Linked DNA regions of Homo sapiens: region 2 is linked to region 1. The links are chromatin contacts, found by Hi-C or POLR2A ChIA-PET in ENCODE. All regions are on one chromosome and are shown on one strand. The core of a region is the stretch at or near the end of the contact, and the rest is flanking DNA. Distances in the headings are between cores, read along the strand shown. Region 1 has its middle 39 kb from the start of LINC01765. Region 2 overlaps NGF (nerve growth factor).

Region 1 (4,452 bases), core at 567-3,066:
CATTTTTATTTAACTGTTCTGATTGTGTGCCCCAAACTACAGGATGATCTCTCAATGTTTTGGTGGGAACTGGAAACTTCTAGAGCTAAATTAGCTGCCAGAAAAGAACTGTTCACCGTAGGCTGGAGACCCATTGTCTCCTTCTGTGTTCCCAGCTTTTCATAAATGCCACTTCAGACTGTGGGATAGGCAGGTAGGAAGGTGGGCCACTCAAACTTGTCCAGCAATGTCTTGTTTTCATGAAGTCATAGAACCTCAGAATTGAAAGGGATCCTAGAAGCCATCACAGCCTTCCACCCAGGGCAGAACACCCCTACATTCCTTACAGGTGCTCATCCAAACTCAGTAGGTCTCAACTCATCCTGGTGAGGAAGCCTGGCCTGCTCTTGACTGGTTATTAGAAAAATGCTTCCTCATTTAACCGAGGTAATCCCAGCATTCCATGTATTCCTGTCTCAATAAAATCTCATTCAAATAAGAGTCTAACAACCTAGAGTAGGTGAAAATGCAATTCAAAACATGCTGGGAGTTCTCAAAAATTACTAAAAAACAATCATCCTCTTACAATCCTTTTTCCTCATATTTCTCTTTGGATCTCCTACTCGGTGTAGAGGCTCCCAAAACTCTCCCTCTTCTGACTATTCCCAACCAAGCCCGCAAGCAGGCTGCAGCCTTTCTCCACGAGGCCCCCACCCCCATCCTGCACAACTAATGATGGTGGATACTCTCAGCCTCTCTTGCTTTTTAATTTTCTGTTGTTTCCTGTCTTACCCCACTCCCCAGATTCTGCTCTACAAAAGGGATCCCAGGAGCTTCTTGAATATTGACAACACTTATTTTTTTAATTCTTTATAACATGTTGATGGAAATAGAAGCATCTGCATGTCAGGAAGCTGTCATACTTCTCTAACGTCTTTTCTTCTCCAGTCTACACCATCCCCATTTCTTCAACTGACCCTCCAATGGCACAGCTCCCAGAGCCCCAGCACTCCGATGTGCCATTCCTTTTGATATCACCCTTGAGTAATTCCCACAGTATTTAAAAAGAGATGCACAATTATTGTGGATAATAGTAATTATCCACAATAATTCAAGTGTGGTTTCACAACACATAAGACTGTGGAACTCCATGAAAAAGAAGCTTTATGAATGAAGCTGAATAATGCATTACTTTTACCACATTTTCTTAAAAAATAAAAATAAAAAGTACAACTCTGTTCAAAACTGGACACTAACTTCCCGAGGGCCCACCACACTCCCATAGGTAGGCATGTTGTGAGTGGAACGCCGATGGACGCGGGCCCTTGGCACGACAGGCGGGGCCGAGCACTCCTAGGAAGGCCACTGTGTGGGGTGGCTTGAGGGGCTCTAGGGAAACCCCATCCTTCCCATCAAAAATATCCCCACCACCAGGACACATCACTGTCCCATGTCACTCAAAGGCATTAAAAGCAATTGGTAAGTCGCAACTAACCCAACAGGAGGAAGACACCCTCAGGAATGGGCATTAATTAGGGTCTTAGCTGAAGTTATTTCAGATATTATTGGCTACCGCTAAAGGAAGTAGGGAAAGTTCTGAATGTGCCATAGGTGAAGGTTGTGTACCTCCAGGGGGAGCATGAGGTGAGGTGAGGTGAGGGGAAGGCAATGAGAGAAACAAAGGGTCCATGTGAAGAGAATGATGGCGCCTGGTAAGGAGACTGGCCTGAGCCGTAAGTGCGTCTGTGCTGCTTGGCTCAAGCTGCCAGCAACGGGAGCGTAACTGGTTTCACAAGGCTCCCAAGTGGAGCCACACTGCTCGCGGCCTCCAGTGAAGCACACGACCAGAGTGCCCTCTAGCGGGGGGAACGAGCGCTCACCACCCCTCAGGTCCAGGTATTAATAGATCAGCATGGACTTGAATTTTCCGTTACCCTGCTTCAGTCATTTGGTCAACAAGCATTGGTTGAATTCCCACTATGTGCTAACACTATGATAAACACCAGGGGAACATGTGAGTAGGCATGATCACCACTCCCAAGAAGTTTATGGCCAGACTGAGGGGGTAGGACGAGTCGGGGAGGCGTGGGTGCCAAGGATGCAGGCTTGCAAAGGCAGAAGGGGTGGATGGGCCAGGAAGGTCTTCCCAAGAGAGCAGACCCTCATGCTGAGGAGATGTTTGCTGGACAGACAAGTGGGGGATGGGCATTAGCACAAATTGGAGATGTTCTGTCCCCACCTGGAGAAAGAGAAGGTGGGGGTCATGGCCAGAAAGGAAGCTGGAGAGGGGCGGATAGGGGGAGATCATGGAGAGCTTGGCCTTCATTATAAAGATGACAGGAAGCCACAGAGGCATCAATCAATTTTGCAGATTTATAAAAGGATCACTCTGGTAAAGGGAGCAGCAGCTGAACTGCAGGGAAGCAAAACAGATGCCAAGTTTAAAAACGAGGGCCAAAATTAGGATCAAGATGAGGGAACCGCAAAGGGGAACAGATGCGAAGGAAAGAAGGTCAGCAGGACTTGGTGCAGATTGGGTGTGGAGGATAAAGGAAATAGAGGGGTCTCCACTGTTAGTGGAGAGGGGACTCGACTAACTCTCAGCTCCAGCTTGGGAGGCTAGCTTGATGGTGATGTCATTCGTCAAGCCAGGAGTAAAGGAGAAGGAGCAGGTTAAGAAGAGAGATGGTGAGTTCAATTCTGAACATGCAGAATTGGATGTGCCTGCCAGGGACACCAAGAGGAAATTCTGGGAGGTAACTGGTAATTGACTGTTTAGTCTGAAGCACTGGGAACTGATCTGGGAGTTGGCAGTGACCTATGGCATTGGAAGGGAAAAGCTCTCTCAAGGTAAGCACTCAACATGAAGAGAGAAAAGAGCTGAGGACAAACCCTAAGGGAAAGCTAATGCTTAAGAGGCAGTCAGAGAAACAGCAGCCCCGTGGAGACTACGGAGATTGAGGTGGAAAGAGAACAAGAAAAGAGCTGAAGCCAGAAAAGAGGGAGCTGCAAGAAGAAGGGTGTGACCAACTTCATGAAATGGCTACCAAGACAATGTCTTGTAATGAGTTGAAGAGTCAGTGGGCATGAGAGAGGGAGTTTGGTCTTGCCGGCATTCAGCTTTGTGATCTCTTCAATTTGGATTCTTAAAATGTCAGTTTTGTTTCACTCTACCGCTCTGTGTTCAGGACACTCAGGTAACTATTTCTTAGGGGATGCAAATCCTTGCTTTGGTAATACCTGTCACAAGACTATGAGAAGGATTCAATAGGATCATTTACATAGAGCACCTAGAAAATTGCCCAGCACATAGTAGGCACTCAAAGCTTCCTCCCCCACTGAAATAACATACTTAGGAAAGTAAATTTAATAGAATACAGATGCACATTAGATTAGCTGGTCTCTAGGCTGACCAGGTCATGGCTTCCACCACTGAACCAGGTAACCAAGAATGGTGTCAGGTCAGTACATAAACTCCACCAAGTGGGCACTGTGATCCGGTGGCTCATATGTTTGCTGGGGATCAGAAATTGGATCCTGATATTTAGATTCCTTACTAACCTTAATGACTCATTACAACAATACTGTAAAGATGGATACCATTATTCCCTATTTACAGGTGAGGACACTGGACTTACAGAGGTTCTATAACTAGCTCATTGTCACACATTCTGTCTTGCAAAATGGGGTCCCTTTTTAAACTGTGTCATCTTCAGGATGTCCCTTTGGAAGATTTAGGATGAGAGGGAATGTACAGGTGTGCTCGCAGGCACACACACAGACACACACACACACACACACACACACACACATTGTACTGAATGGTAGCCACTCTGAGCCAAAGCCCAGTTTGTTCTCAGCCCTGCAGCTAGCTCATTATCTCATCCTTACTAAGCTTCTCTCATTGCTCAGTGCCTCAGTTTCTCTATTTGGAAAATGAGACAGAATAGTCCTGTGCTTCCCCACTTCCTTCTAGGGAGTGGCCCTGATGAGATCATGTCTGGGTTGCAGGATCCATGGAAATAGGTGAAGCCAGGATGTGACACTGAGCTGTTTGGCTTGGACAGGGGGAAGGCCCATCCTCTGTCTCACTTTGAGTGGATGTGCACATTCAGAAGCCCCAGACCAATGTTACAATGCCTAATGATCAATTATTCACTTCTGGGGCCTAGAACAAATAGGAACCTGGGGGTTTTAACAGTTTTACACAATGAGAAGCAAGTAAATAAAAGCTATTTAATGATAAACCTTCAAACCCAAAGGTGCTAGGCCAAGTTTAACTAAAATGGCATAAGGTCTGTAAGTTGTTATATGGATTTGGGGACCTGGTTTCTTTACCCTGCCCACATTCTTAGCTTTATCCCTCCCTCTGATTTTAAACTAGCCCCATTTCCAAGTGCCGAATCCAAACAAAGAAGCTGAGGACAACTTTATTGGATACAGTGTAAAGAAATCTCAACAGGGCTCCTCCAA
Region 2 (4,452 bases), core at 1,273-3,772, 180 kb before region 1:
AGACTTGAGAATTCTGCATCCAGACTTCATAGATTTCTTTTTTCTAATTGAGACAACACAACTAATGATAAAGAACAATACCAGCCTGGCTTTTAAGCTCCAAAAGGCTCTGGGTCAAAACCTGACCTCCATAGGAATTGGAGAGGGTCCAACAGCAACTACTCTCTTCTATTGTCAAGCTAGACCGTGGGCTTCTGCAGACTAACTTTCCATTGGCTTCTGGAGCATGGAGACAGAGCAGATGTGCCTGCCTGCTAATGTGCTGTAGGATGGAACTGCTTGCCCAGCTTATTGAAATCAGATGCACAACACTCGAGCTGCCCTGCAAACAGATGGTGGCTCCACGCAAGCGCCATCACATTGGAAAATTACAAGGGCCATGACTCCATCCCCTCTCCACCATGCAAAACTGCATTTTTTTTTTTTTTACCAACTGGGTAAGAGAAAGTCCTTCTCTTCTCCATACATCCACTCTGAGGGGCCAGGCGCTTGTGAAATATAGCACTTCTAGATCGCTAAAGTAATATGAAAATTTGAATACCATGGACAATTCTGGAAGGATGTACCCTAAATATTAATATTCATTATCTCTGAGTAGGAGGGAATTGGAATTAAAAAGCAGCATGGCATATCTGGACTTGTACACACTTCTTTGAGAAAATTACACCCAATTCCCAAATAGTATTCAACTTGTCAGAAACAAATTCTGAGATTGTTTGGAAATTCTTTTTTAATATGCAATATCCCTTAACAAAATTTTATCTTAAAATTCTAGATAAGCAACTATTTCAATTGGTCTAAATTTTAAGTTTAATCTAAATTATATTGAATTTCTTTGAGAATTTCTAGGTTAAAACTGTAATCTGAGTAAAACATTAAGTTAGAGTAAGTTTGTTGGTTGATTTTGGATATTTACATAAGCAAACATGTATATATAGCTTCAGTTTCCTCCTCTGTGCAAAGCTCTATTCATAGGGCTATTATGAGCATTAAGTGAGATCATCCATTTAAAGTATTTACCATAATACCTGACTATACAAGATATATAAGAAATTGTAGCTATCATTAGCTATATAATTTTCATTTTTCTTTTAAAGATGACACCAATTTCTGCAAAAAAAACAAGTGGACAATCAACAAGGAGATATCAATTGGCTTATTTTCTGAATAGATGTGAGTGTAAAACAAACATCCAGGGCCCCTACTCAAGTCCTCCAGCCCACATTGGCTCTTAGATCTCTTCCCAGCCAGCCCTAGATGTAATGAATGCTAATTTGGTGTGGCAGGAGTTTAGGACTAGAAGAGAACTTAGAGATAACCAGTCTGGGTGGTGAGATTGAGCCCAAATGGGTGATGACTTCCCCATGTCACAGAGCAGCAAAGACAAGACTCTAGGGCCCTGACTGCTCCTCTTTTCACTCCGACAGATGGTCTCTCTGGTTGATATATAATGACATTGACTCCCGCTATTGCCTTTTACTACATTGTGATATCACACAGCACATAGCACAGCCCTGGGTGCATAGTAGGTACCTGATGAATGGTTTGCTTAATCCGCTGATGTGCCAAGTGTATGCTTGACAATCTAAGAGACAGGAAGTCAAATAAGACAGAATACCTTCGGGAGGCTTCAAGAGACTGACAAGGAAAGTCACAGCAGGGGACAAGGGGGTCTTAGAAATGGGAAATTTGTTTAACTTCCTCGACAGTACAATGAGAGTCAGAAGTCGAATCACGTAATGAACCTCAGCGAGCTCGTTCTTCGTACTCCCTATGCCAGACAAGTCCCAATGCTACTACATATTTACCAAATGTACATTTATAGCCCTTGACCTCTCCCCTAACTCTACATGTCTATATCAACTGCCTATTCAAATTTTCCATGTGTATGTCCAATATAAGGTATCTCAAATATAGCTATCTCAGTATATAGGTATCTCAAATTTGACACTTTCAAACCTAAACTCTTGATTCTGCCTTCAATCCTGTTCCTCCTTCAGTGTTCTCCATCTCAGTAAATCTCACCTCCTTTCAGCTGGGTGCCAAAAAGCTTGGCGTCATCCTCGATCCCCCTGTTCCCTCACTCCTGCACATCACAGTCTGTCAGGAAGTCCTTTTGACCCTATTCCTCCAATATATCCCACTTCCATTGTCTTCTCACCTCTGCTACATTGCCATGAGGCCCCAGACCATCACCTCCCACCTGGATAATTGCAGGAGCTGCCTAACTGATCTTCCGGTTTCTCTTCTTGGTCCCCATTGTGTGTGCTCAGCCACAGTGTTCCTCTTAAAATATATCCAGTCATGTTGCTTTCTGCTAAAAATCTTCTAATGGCTTCCCATCTCCATAGAAATAAAGTCCAAACTCACCAGGGTCCATAAAGCCCTACAAAAGCTGGTTCCAGTTTCCCCTCAGCTGTCATCTCCTAAAACTCTGCCCCAGCCACAGGGGCAGGTTTGCTGTTTTCAGCCAAGCAGGTTCTTGCCTCAGGACCTCACACTGGCCATCCACTCTGCCTGGAATGTCCTTCCCACATTTCTGCATAGCTTTCTCCCACACTTCATTCAGGTCTCTTTGTAAACATTGCCTCATCAGAAAGACCTTTCCTGACCAAACTAGCGCCTCAACTTATAATTCCAAAACACTTACTGTGCTTTATTTCTTCCAGCACTTATCACCAACGGACATTTCCTGTTAATTTGTTATTTGTCTTCTGTCCACCTCCACGAGAATTTAAGCTCCCTGAGAGCAAGAATTTTTCTGTTCTGTTCACGACTATATCCCCAGTATCTAGAATAGTGCTTTGGTGCATAATAGTTGCTCAATATCTAGTTGCTAAACAAGTGAATCAACAATAAACTTTCATTCTGTATTTCAGCTTAGCTGTTTGTGTGCTTATCTATTAACCCCTACTAGGCAGGTCTTATTCATCTGTAATTCCTGCAGTTCCAGGCATGGTGCACCTGCACAGAACAGGTGCTCATTAAGTGTGTGTTGAATTAAGTTGAGCAATTACCAAGCACTAGCCACAGATTTTGTGACTTAAATCCAGTTCATATCATCTACAAGAAGCGTGCCCAAAGGGTTTGTTAATTTTTCTGAGAGATAGTCCCAATGTTTCATTAGAACTTAGGCAGCAGCTCTGGGAAGAAGTAGCCACACAAATAGAGCTTTGTGTGATGAGGAAAACAGGGAGGTGCAATCCCAGTCAGAGCTGTTAGAAGCAACCCTTTGCCAGGCCTGAGCATGCAAAGCCAAGCTCTGGGGAGAGCAACAGAAGGGTCGATTGGATCCAAGCCAAAAGGTCACAGAGTCTGTCTTGGAGGGGAAGGGTACGCCATGTGTCACAGAACCGTGTAGACAAACTACAGCAAGTCAGACACACCAAGATTTTTGCTCCTGTTTATTTCTGCTACACTTCTACAGAATCAAACCACTTGGTTCCTTGACTTTGGAATTGTGTCCATTTGTTTAAGGTAATGGACTGGGGTCTTCCACCATGCCACCCTCAGGACCCGCATCCTGAAGTCCTGGTATAGGCTGTGCTATAATGTGGTCTTTTTAATAACTGGCTCTTTTGGAAGGAGTTCAGGTGCAGCCTGAGTTGTACCAATTTCAGGGTTATAAGTGGGGCTAGAACATGACACAATGTACTAGGAATTATTTTACAAATTTATCTTAAAATCAAAGCTACTTGCAAAAATGGATTTAGCTCTGCCCTCAACTGTTTCCTCAGGCTCAAATGTTTAAATAGAAATAATTCACAAAATATGTCACTGTCTGCTTATATTTTATCCTCATGGCAATAGAATGTTACTCAACTCCCCAGGTCACTATCAATTATTTTTAAACTGCTTTGCCTTTTACTAAAAACTCTTTAGTATCTGGAAGATTTGTTTCAAAAGCTGATCAGAAAACAAACAATTATGCATTTCAAAGATTTATTAAACTAAAAAAGAAAAAGCTTTTAATAAAGAAACTTACTATGATGAGTATTTCGCTTTTACCTTTTTAGTGGGTTGGTGCCCATAAGTGATCCTTGTCATTGCAAACTATGCCAGGAAACCCTCCAAAATTAAAGCAAGTGCAGATTTACATAAAAACAAACAACAGCTGTCCCAGTTCATCTAAGGGTCTGGGCCAGCAGCCTGCTGAGAATTCATCAAGCCCAATTGAGCAGTTCAAGGCAAAAGACATTTAAAAAATAAAAGTACAAGCCCCTTGGGAATATTAAGAAAAGACAACTCCAAAGATTTTCAAAGATGTGCATCCAAGGCTCAAACCATTACAACAGACCAAAGTAGTACTCTCTAAACCAGAGGTGCAAAATGGCCACTTATGAAAGCTACTATGTGAAACATCAAAAGTATTCAGGTCTTTCCTTCACACATGACTGGCTTAGAGGGACAGAACTTTCTTTTTCCTCTCTCTATAAAATTCCCAAACCACAG

Evidence for each region. A loop is a pair of places that touch in the nucleus more often than their neighbours do. ChIA-PET counts read pairs that join two places held with the same protein, here RNA polymerase II (POLR2A). Pooled maps may share reads with other maps.
Region 2: a loop to region 1 is called in a pooled map, with 5 times the contacts of the local background. The contact joins two enhancer-like sites. A Hi-C loop is called at or near these places in 2 of 168 maps with a recorded cell type or tissue (PC-3 and PC-9) and 3 of 50 pooled maps. POLR2A ChIA-PET finds 5 or more read pairs at or near these places in 2 of 52 experiments (BJ and activated naive CD8-positive, alpha-beta T cell).

Annotation. Positions count from the first base shown.
Region 1 is chr1:115,136,460-115,140,911 of GRCh38, reverse strand. No RefSeq gene overlaps it. Among named protein-coding and RNA genes, the nearest start is that of LINC01765, 39 kb to the right of the region's middle. Within about 2 kb of position 1,816, at least 2 of the 41 ENCODE cell types and tissues checked have a DNase peak (open chromatin) inside an H3K27ac peak, as active enhancers do.
Region 2 is chr1:115,313,087-115,317,538 of GRCh38, reverse strand. The region is part of intron 1 of NGF (nerve growth factor); the gene reads left to right. The region is part of intron 1 of NGF-AS1 (NGF antisense RNA 1); the gene reads right to left. Among named protein-coding and RNA genes, the nearest start is that of NGF, 23 kb to the left of the region's middle. Within about 2 kb of position 2,522, at least 4 of the 41 ENCODE cell types and tissues checked have a DNase peak (open chromatin) inside an H3K27ac peak, as active enhancers do.